Regions from separate parts of the Homo sapiens genome. Here region 1 is linked to region 2. Evidence: read pairs that join two places in POLR2A ChIA-PET (ENCODE). Cell type or tissue: GM12878. All regions are shown on one strand. Each heading gives the region's core, and the rest is flanking DNA. Links, peaks and the distances in the headings are about the cores only.

Region 1 (5,362 bases), core at 363-5,362, 120 kb before region 2:
TGCCCAGGCTGGGGTGCAGTGGTGCAATCTTGACTCACTGAAACCTCCACCTTCCGGGTTCAAGCAATTCTCCTGCCTCAGCCTCCTGGGTAGCTGGGACAACAGGAGTGTGCCACCATGCCCAGCTAATTTTTGTGTTTTTAGTAGAGACAGGGTTTCCCCATGTTGGCCAGGCTGGTCTCAAACTCCCTACCTCAGGTGATCCGCCCCCGCCTTTTCATCTGTGCATGCACCTAACCTATTTGGGTGCGTGCACTTGGCCTCTGAGTGTATCTGCATTTTCCCCCCTCATATCCTAATATCTGCTAGTTTCCTCTGTAATGTGCCTGCCGTGTGTGTGTGTGTGTGTGTGTGTGTGTGTGTGTTTCTGTGTTTCTCCCAACCACCTCTGTCAGTCCACTTTTTCTCTTGGTGTTCTCTGTTGATATTTTTCATATGTTGAGAACCACCAGCCTTTCTCTCTCCCTCATAAGCGTACGTGGGGTCGGGGAGGGTGGGGGACTGAGGCTCCTCCCAGTTTGTCATCCCATAGCAGTGCCCACGTGCCTTCCAGATGTGCTGCCTTGGGGGAATTCAAGTCCAAACTCTAAAATACATCTGTTGGAGCCGGGCACGGTGGCTCACACCTAAAATCTCAGCACTTTGGGAGGCCCAGGCAAGTGGATCACCTGAGGTCAGGCGTTCGAGACCAGCCTGGCCAACATGATGAAACCCTGTCTCTACAAAAAATACAAAAATTAGCCAGGCGTGGTGGTGATCACCTGTAATCTCAGATACTTGGGAAGCTGAGGCAGGAGAATTGCTTGAACCCGGGAGGTGGAGGTTGCAGTGAGGCGAGATCACACCACTGCACTCCAGCCTAGGTGACAGAGCAAGACTCTGTCTCAGACAAACAAACAAACATCTGTTGGGCCAGGCATGGTAGCTCACGCCTGTAATCCCAGCACTTTGGGAGGCTGAGGCAGGTGGATCACTTGAGGTCAGGAGTTCGAGACCAGCCTGGCCAACATGGGGAAACCCTATCACTAGTAAAAATACAAAAATTAGCTGGATGTGGTGGCAGGTGCCTGTAATCCCAGCTAAAATCCCCCCAAAAATAAACAAATAGTAAAATGTGACATTTACTAGCATTACTATGTGTTGGGCACTGCTGTAAGTGTCCCCCATCAATTAATTCTTTAAATCCTCATTTCAACCCAGGAAACACGGATTCTAGCTCTTCCCATTTTATTTTATTTTTTTTTTTTTTGAGGCAAGGTCACTCTGACACCCAGGCTGGAAATGCAGTGGTGCGATCTCAGCTCACTGCAACCACCGCCCCCCAGGTTCAAGCGATTCTGCTGCCTTAGCCTCACAAGTAGCTGGGATTACAGGCATGCACTGCCACACCCGGTAATTTTTTTTTTTTTTTTTTTTTTTGAGAGAAGGTCTTAACCTGTCACCCAGGCTGGAGTGCAGTGGTGTGATCTCGGCTCACTGCAACCTCAGCCTCCCAGGTTCAAGTGATTCTGACCTGCCTCAGCCTCCCTAGTAGCTGGGATTACAGGCACCCGCCACCAAGCCTGGCTAATTTTTGTATTTTTAGTAGAGACGGGATTTCACCATGTTGGCCAGGCTGCTCTCAAACTCTTGACCTCGTGATCCATCTACCTCGGCCTCCCAAAGTGCTGGGATTACAGGTGTGAGCCACTGTGCCCGGCCCAATTTTTGTATTTTTAGTAGAGATGGGGTTTCACCATGTTGGCCAGGCTGGTCTCGAGCTCCTGACCTCAAGTTATCTGCCCACCTCCACCTCCCAGAGTGCTGGGATTACAAGCATGAGCTACCATGCCCCATCCTGCTCTCTGCATTTTACAGATGAGGAAACTGAGGCACAAGGAAGCCAAATGATGGGGTCTCTGGGTCACCTTGCTAGTAAGTGGTGAGTGGGGAATGCAGGCTGTCCTGCCCCAGAGTCTGCCCCCCTGACTTACCACCGTGGGGATTTGCCCCACAGGCCCCGCTGTGAGTTGGGGTCTCTCCCTGAGCCTATGTTGTGTGCCCCTGCAGATACTCGCAGGCAAGCCAGCTGCCCAGAAGTCACCCAGCGACCTGCTGGATGCCAGCGCAGTCTCGGCCACATCTCGCTACATCGAGGAGCAGCAGGCCACACAGCAGGTTTTGGGGCCAGCGGGGTGGATCTTGGGAGGGGAGAGCCTTGCAGACTGATCTGAGGTCTGGGGTCCCTTTTTGTTGTTGTTGTTGTTGATATGGAGTTTCGCTTTGTCGCCCAGGCTGGAGTGCAGTGGCGCGATCTCAGCTCACTGCAACCTCCGCCTCCCAGGTTCCAGTGATTCTCCTGCCTCAGCCTCCCTAGTAGCTGGGATTACAGGCGCCCACCACAATGCCTGGCCAATTTTTATATTTTTAGTAGAGATGGGGTTTCACCATGTTGGCCAGGCTGGTCTCGAACTCCTGGCCTCAAGTGATCCGCCTGTCTCGGCCTCCCAGAGTGCTGGGATTACAGTCATAAGCCATAGCGCCTGGCCTTCTGGGGTCGTTTTCAACAGCATCTCCCACCCCTTCGCTCTGCAGCTGATCATGGATGAACAGGATCAACAGCTGGAGATGGTGTCTGGGAGCATCCAGGTTCTGAAGCACATGTCCGGCCGCGTTGGAGAAGAGCTGGACGAGCAGGGCATGTGAGGCCAGGACCCTGGGGGTGGGCCAGGGGCTCTCGGCCACCCTGGTGTGTCTGGGCCATCTGGGGCTGATGCCATCCTGTTCTTGGCAGCATGCTGGATGCCTTCGCCCAAGAGATGGACCACACCCAGTCCCGCATGGACGGGGTCCTCAGGAAGTTGGCCAAAGTATCCCACATGACGAGTGGTGAGTCCCCTCAGGGGAGGGGTCAGTCCTGGTGGGGGCAGGTTGTAGGTGGTACCCTCTCCCCGTGACCCCTGACCTTCTCGTTCCCAGACCGCCGACAGTGGTGTGCCATCGCCGTGCTAGTGGGGGTGCTTCTCCTCGTTCTCATCTTACTATTCTCTCTCTGACCCCAGCCCTCCCTGGCAGGCTGGTCCCTTAAGCCTGGGGAGCCACCAAGCACTTTGGAGCTGGCCTCGCCCCCTAGGAGGAGAGGGTCCCTCCTGGGTAGCTGGAGAGTAGAGGGTCCCGCCTGGGGAGCTGTCCCCATGGCTCTCCCCTAGAGCCAGTGGGACCCTTCAGGACCCTGGGCTGGAACCACCACCACTGGTCCTGTCTCAAGTGCACTTAGGGGGTGGTGGAGGCAGGGACACCTGAGACACACCTGTCTCCATTTCCAGTTCCAGGACCCCAAAGCCATTTGCCCCTGTGCCTTATACACGTGCCAACCTGGAAATAAAATGTCAGCCTTTTTTATACGTATTTGTGTCGTGTGGTGTGTGTTGACTGCAAATGCGTGACCGAGCCCTGATTGGGACTCCCATTCTAAGCCACTGCTTGCACAAGTGCTCCAGTGTGTGTGTGCACATGTGCGTGTTCCGGATTTCTTTTTTTTTTTTTGAGACAGAGTTTCACTCTTGTCACCCAGGCTGGAGTACAGTGGTGCAATCTCTGCTCACTGCAACCTCCACCTCCTGGTTTCCAGCAATTCTGCCTCAGCCTCCCAAGTAGCTTGGATTACAGGTGTGTGTCACCACACCCAGCTAATTTTTGTATTTTTAGTACAGATGGGATTCCTCATGTTGGCCAGGTTGGTCTCAAACTCCTGACCTCAAGTGATTTGCCTGCCTCAGCCTCCCAAAGTGCTGGGATTACAGGCAGGAGCCACCGCACCCATGCGAGTCTTTTTTTTAATGGTTTAGGTTCTCTTGATCTTTTTATTTTTATTTATATTTTTTTGAGACAGAGTCTCGCTCTGTCGCCCAGGCTGGAGTGCAATGGCGTGATCTCGGCTCACTGCAACCTCTGCTTCCTGGGTTGAAGCGGTTCTCATGCCTCAGCCTCCTGAATAGCTGTGATTACAGGAATGCTCCACCACACCCAACTAATTTTTTATTTGTAGTAGAGATGTGGTTTTGCCATGTTGGCCGGGCTGGTCTTGAATTTGAACTCCTGACCTCAAATGATCCGCCTATTTCAGCCTCCCAAAGTGCTGGGATTACAGGCATGAGTCACTGTGCCTGGCCTATTTTGGGTTTGTTTGTTTGAGACAGGGTCTCTCTCACTCTGTCTCCCAGGTTGGAGTGCAGTGGCATAATGATGGCTCACTGCAGCCTGGAACTCCTGGGCTCAAGGCAGCCTTCCACCTCAGTCTCCCAAGTAGCTGGGACCACAGGCACATGCCACCTCGCCTGGCTATTTCATTTTTGTAGAGACAGGGTCTCCCTATATTGCCCAGGCTGGTCTCAAACTCCTGGGCTCCACTGATCCTCCTCTCTCAGCCTTCCAAAGTAATGGAATTACAGGTGTGAGCCATCATGACTGGCTTCTATGTTATTATTTATTTATTTTGAGATAGAGTCTTGCTCTATCACCCAGGCTGGAGTGCAGTGACGCAATCTCGTCTCACTGCAACCTCCACCTCCCGCATTCAAGTGATTTTCCTGTCTCAGCCTCCTGAGTAGCTGGGATTACAGGCACCCGCCACCACACCCAGATAATTTTTGTATTTTTAATAGAGACGTGGTTTTGCCATGTTGGCCAGGCTGGTCTTGAACTCCTGATCTCAGGTGATCCACCTGCCTCGGCCTCCCAAAATGCTGGGATTACAGGCATGAGCCACCGTGCCCAGCCCAGTTACTTTAATCTTGTGTTATCTTTGAGTCTATGGGGACCCACGGTGCATCCATGGTTTTTCCTACTTGATAGAACCATTTGTCCTTTCATATTCTTGGGACCCTCTTGTTCACCCAGATATTTCCAATATCGGTTAAATTTTGTGATCTCGTTTTTTTTTTTTTTTTTTTGAGACTAAGTTTTGCTCGTCACCTAGGCTGGAGTGCAATGGTGCGATCTTGGCTCACTGCAACCTCCGCCTTCCAGGTTCAAGCAATTCTCCTGCCTCAGCCTCCTGGGTAGCTGAGATTACAGGCGCACTCCACCACGCCCAGCTAACTTTTCTATTTTTAGTAAAGATGGGGTTTTGCCATGTTGACCAGGCTGGTCTCGAACTCCTGACCTCAGGTGATCCATCTGCCTCAGCCTCCCGAAGTGCTGGGATTACAGGCATGAGCCACTGCGCCCTGCCGATCTCTTTTATGTTCTTTTAATGCATGAATGCTCTTCTGAATGCGGCGTGGAGTGTGTGTGTATGGGATGTGTTTCTGGGGCTTGGCATATCAGCCACGGCACAGGCGGGCACCGAGTGAGCCAGTGTTGCTGTAAAATTGACAGAGCC
Region 2 (5,352 bases), core at 1-5,000:
GGCACAGTGTCCGTCTGCACAGACGCCCGTGGACGCACACGCGGGGGCGTGCGGGGCCGCCTCTGGTCCCCGACACCGGTCGATTTTTGGCCGCCCCCAAGAAGACAGAAAATGACATCCACGAGCAAGCGAGTGAGGAAACAGATCAGGCTTCCCTCTCCCCAGGCTGTTTTCATTTTCTTTTCTCCTGATCCAGTTGGAACATCCACCCCAACATTTTTTAATCAGACCTAAATCCTAAATATGTGATTTCAGCTTTGTTATCGACACCAATACTAATGTTAATCACAGTAATAATGAACAAAACACTTCTTGTTAGCACAAATAAGGTGCTTGTCTCGGCCACATTAGGGTTAAAAGCTACATGGGTCTTCTTGCGACCCCTTCCCCAGCCTCCCACAACCCCTTCACCCTTTTTCCCACTCAGTCAGGTGACAGAAGGATGGGCTCTCTCGGTTTTGTTTGGTTTTTTTTTTTTTTTTTGGTTGTTTGCTTGTTTGAAGTTTAAATAATAATTGATTTCTGTTTACAAAAATAAAACTGGAAAAAATTAAATAATTACCATTGATCTGAAGCACCCGGCAAAGCCCAACGCCCGATTCTGAGATTCTGGACTCAAAAGAGTTGTGAGTTGGGGGCGGGTGGGGGGAGGGGGGAGGAGGAGGAGCAGGGGAGGAAGGTAAATGTTTTAAAGGGGGTTATTATTGGTGTTCTGGGGAATAGGGGCCGGGCTTGGGTGGATTCTCAAACCCTTCCCCCTCCTCCCCCCCCCCATGCTCCATTGCACAGAAGGGGGAAATTAATATTTTTTTTGAAAAGGAGCAAAAAGAAAGAAAGGTCAGGGATAGCAAGCAGAGAGAGGGAGCGAGCCGGCTGCCACACACGCCAGGTAAACAAAAGCCAACAAAATTTTTTTTTCAATTTCTTCCCCTGTGCATCCTCTTCCAGTTTAAAAAAAAAAAAAAAGAAAAAAATGCAAAATTTAAAAATCAAAACCAGCCTCCCACCATCTCCCCACAACCAACAACGCACCCCACCCCACCCCCGTGCAAAACAAAAACAAAAACAAAACCCAGGAGGGAAAAAGCGGCAGCTGAAGAAAAAGGCTTTCGGCTTTGGCAGCGGCACAGGGGTGTAAACTTCGAGCTGCCTGATCGGAGGAAAAGGGGGAGCTCGCAGATTCCCGGGGAAGAGGACGAGTTCTGACCGGCTGCAGACCGTTGCTGGCAGACGCGTGCAAAAGAGAGAGAGGGAGCGAGGGAGGGAGGAAAGGAAGAAGGGGGGGAGGGAGAGATCGAGGATCGAGGGAGGACGTGGATGGGATGGGGCGTGTGTGTGAGTGTGCGCGTGTGTGTGCGCACTGGTTGGGTTTTTGGGGTGTTTTTTTTTTTTGCTCCTTTTCTCTCTCTCAAACTCCCTCTCTCTCTCTCCTTTCAGGCTCAATCCCCATCCATTTGCTTGTGCCAAGCCAGTAAAAAGGGGTGGGGGGAGAAAGAGACAGAGAGAGAGAGAGAGAGAGAGAGAGAAAGAGAGAGAAGGATCCACCTATTTGGCAAAGAGACATCCACGAGCAGCCAATGGCTGCGTCCAAGGGGAGGAGGGAACCGGGCGAGCAGGGAGGGTGGGGAGAGCCCCCGGCAGTTGGAGACCAAAAACAATTTGCCCAATCGACAAGTTCACGTCTAATGAACAAGCAAAGTCCAGCAGTTATGAATTTTTCATTCCAGGCTCCCACTCGGGTCCATTTGGCAGCAGCCACCCAGCAAATCTGGGGGTGGGGTGGGGCATTGGGGGGGACTGGGATTGTGGAAGACTCGAAATTTTTTTTTAAGCCTGAAAAATAAATAAATAAAGGCCTGACTCCCGGCGGGCTGGCGGGCGGGAGCCCCAGAAGGCCTTGGGGAAGCAGCTGCGCCTTCTCTCTGTGTTTTGGTTTCAGTCTTTCTCTCGGGCCTGCACACTCTCTTTTTCTGTTTCTATTTCTTTCTTTCTTTTTTTTTTTCTTCCTATGGAGCACACAGGGGCGAGTGGAAGTTTTCCTCCCCGGCCACATACACACGGGCCTGCGGTGCTATGAATAGAAATAAGAAGAAAGAGAGCTCAGAAAGTGTCCATGCCAGCAGTACTTCCAGGGCAGGGATCTGGTGCCCAGGGTACTGCCACCTTGTGATGCCCCCAGGTCTGGCTGCTGAAGGAGCACTCTCAGACAAGGGGGAGGCCAGCACCCCACACGTCCCTCCCTTCTCCCCCAGCCCCCAGCAAGCTCAGCCTCCTCCTTCGGCCCACACCCAGCCACGCACACTCCATTAGCGGTGACGAGGGATGCCAACGCAACACAGCTCGGCTCGAGAAACTGCAACAGTTTATTAAAATAGCCTCCTGTCACAGCACTCCGCCTGACAAGCTCTACACGCAGCCACAAACAACAGCCAGACCCGGGGAGAAGTGACAAAGGCAAAAAGATGGACACTACCTCTGAGCAGAGGCAAGGAATCTGACCAACGCCCCTCACCACTGCACAGGCATTTAATTCTCCAGATCTGCCCTCTCCAGTTGACCTGAGATTAGTTTTCTTACCTGTCTCCCAAATCAATTTAGACTAAAGAGCCCAAACCCTAGCAGTGCAAAGTGCAAAAGTATAAAATGAGAAACCCAAATGAAAAGAAAAGAGCTAAGAAAGGACACAACAAAAAACAGCAAAGGGCTCTATCAAAAACAGGCCACCTGGGGGAAATCAAGTCACAGAGAAGTGACCCACCGGGGAGCCCCTGCTCTGGTCCTCCACTTGGGGACCTTCCTCACAGCAAGCAGAAAGGGTGAGCACTGGGTAGGGGAGTCCCACTTCTGAGGGGGTCTCTCCAGTTAGAGCTATGGAGCAGCCATGCTTGAGGCCTTCGAAACACAGTAAGAAGGAAATAGATATGACATAAAAGGAAAAGCAGAGGAAGAAGGATGTGGCTGCAGACAGGGAGAAAGGGATCCAATTCCACTCAGAACCCCATCCCTACAGCCGCCCTCTCCCTCAGCGAGGCTCAGTCCTCAGCTGGCGACGGAAAAAAGGTCACTGCTCACTCGTGCCCCTTTCTTCCCCAACTGAAACCCTGTGCTTTGTGGCCTTTATGTTGGCAGAAAGGTTCCCGGAAGAGCACCTGGGGCATGCCAAAATAAAACATCCAGCCCTGGGCTGGCGCTGAACCCTGACAATGGGAGAGGGGCTGCCCAACACCTGGGACCCCAGTCTGTGCCCTGAATTATCCATCTCAAGTGAACTGAGCTCATGGCTGATCCCTGAAAGAAACGGTTAGAGGTGAGAGTACAGAAGGCAGGTGGTATCAGAGACAGGCCTCTTAGGGTGGTGTCCAATAATTCACATCATGTTAATAACCAGCTTCAGTCCAATCAGCCAAAGATGTTAGCTCAGAGACATGACATAAGGTACCAAATCCTGCCTCTCCACCTTGTGGAAACAATTTTACCTTCTAAAGTCAAGATGAGGTCATTAAAAACTACAAGTGAGTTTATATTTGGCATGGAGGTGTTTTTCTTGTATTCTGATTTATACTAAATATTAGACACCAAACAGAAAATGGCCAACACGAGCCTCCTGGAGAATCCTGGCATGTTCCACTTCACAGACCACAGTGCCACAGTAGAAGAGACATGCTCGACATGGGTTGAATCTGAATCTGGTGGTACAACTGGGTCAGGGATAGAGGTGGGGGCAGCAACAGTCCCACAGCTGGGAAATGACAGATGGAAGGATCCATGTAGAAGTTAGGGAAACAGGACAAGATGCACGACTGGCTCCTGGAGAGGGGTTGGGGGTCAAAACTCCACGGACTGGCGGAGAGATCAGAGGAGAGGCGGCAGAAGAGTGTCTCAATAGAGCCTCAGGGACCTACAAAGAGCCCCAAGCACCCCCTCAAGGCTCTCTTAACAGAAGAAGCAACAGGCCTTTCCCAGGGCAGAAAGTTGGAGGAAGAACAATTGTCAATTGTCCTTCTCCTGCCAGTGGCTATAACCTTGCAGGTGGGCAGAAGATTCTCAGGCAAATACTTTCCCCTCACCCCATTCTCTCTATGGGCTGCTGGCTCCCAGTGGAGGAGGCCTTTCTGGAGGAGTGGCCAGGATATTCTGATGCTTCGGGAGATGAGAAGGTCTCTTTCTCTATTTCTCTTTCCTCCCTCCCTCCCTTCCTCCCCTCCTATTTTGGGCGCACACAGAGGAATTGCTCGGGTTCCATTAGAAACATTTCAAGCACCCTTCACTGCGGGCCCCCTCCTCCTGCATGCCACTGGTGGCGGCCATCAGCCCAGACACGCCCCTCATGAGCCCTAGACAAAAGGAAACTGTCCCCCTTTTGTTAAAGAGTGGAGGCTCCTGTTGGAAGATTACCTGTTCCCAGCCCAGCCTCCTTCTCTTCTCCCCTCCAGCCCCAGGCAGGAGATCAGACCGCTTTACATCCTGCACCAAAGACCAGAATCAAGACAAAAAATCCCTCATACGATTCAAGGCTTCTCCAGGTCTGAGTCACTGGCAAGTGTAAGAGTTCAGGTGATGGAAAGAGCAAGGGGACATGCAGGCCACAGAGTAGAAGGACATGGGAAATGGGGAAAGGAAGCCACTGATGCTGGTAATAGGAAGAGAAAAAAAAAAGACAAGGGGGGAAAAAAGGAAAAGCAGGAAACATTGTGGGGGAAAGGTATTTCCCCCATTGGAGAGAAAAATCATCGAGAAGCCAGAAATAAGACTTTTTAAAAATTCATATGGGTTTTTGGTTTGTGGAAAGGGATTTTGCTGCCATTATGGAAGAAAAGCCTCTGTCTTTTATTGTTGAGTACTATTTGGTAAAAAAAAAAAAAAAACAAACAAACAAAAAAAAAACCAGCAACAGTTTTCACTGAAACATTTCTAAAATACATACCCATGCCAGTTTCAGCCATCACTAGGAGAAATGTACCCCCAACAGAAAAAGACTGAAAGGGCCACGGAGAAAGAGAAATAGAGAGAAGGAGAACGAAAAAAGAGAAAAAAGCCAAACCTGGAGAGAGAGTGCCAAGCTAGGCCCACAACTGAAAAGAAAGAAGGACAAAGATGGAGGGAAACAGAACAGCAGAGGAAGAAAAATAAGAAGACAGAAAAGGGCTCTGCACCGCGGCAGAGAAAGAAAAACCAGTTAAGGAAAATGACTGCTTCTCCATGAGAAGAAATGCATGGTTTTCAAAAACTCTACACAACAGACCTGTCCACTGAGCCTGTATGGATTATTTGAAGAAAAATAGGAAAATATGTACAGCACCTCACTCACATATACAGTGTTAAAAATTCTTCAAGGAAACAAAATAATCTTCC

The links. Peaks named below come from ENCODE experiments on the same cell type or tissue, not always from the same donor. Only the 100,000 strongest peaks of a DNase experiment are listed, where the experiment ranks them.
Region 1: POLR2A ChIA-PET joins it to region 2 with 13 read pairs; 7 of 35 experiments call an interaction of 5 or more read pairs at or near these places.

What each region holds. Positions count from the first base shown.
Region 1 is chr19:13,142,083-13,147,444 of GRCh38, reverse strand. It overlaps STX10 (syntaxin 10), which reads left to right. Exons shown (of 8, transcript NM_003765.3): 5 at 2,050-2,157; 6 at 2,575-2,681; 7 at 2,774-2,868; 8 at 2,959-3,387. The coding sequence ends at 3,035. Among named protein-coding and RNA genes, the nearest start is that of STX10, 5.6 kb to the left of the region's middle. In GM12878, for the core only: no CTCF peak of the experiment used is centred there; no DNase peak of the experiment used is centred there.
Region 2 is chr19:13,019,245-13,024,596 of GRCh38, reverse strand. The region is part of intron 1 of NFIX (nuclear factor I X); the gene reads right to left. Among named protein-coding and RNA genes, the nearest start is that of NFIX-AS1, 6.8 kb to the right of the region's middle. RefSeq lists enhancers at 675-1,187, 1,621-1,750. In GM12878, for the core only: no CTCF peak of the experiment used is centred there; a DNase peak (open chromatin) is centred at 1,954; H3K4me3 peaks cover 1,622 bases; H3K27ac peaks cover 420 bases; H3K27me3 peaks cover 174 bases.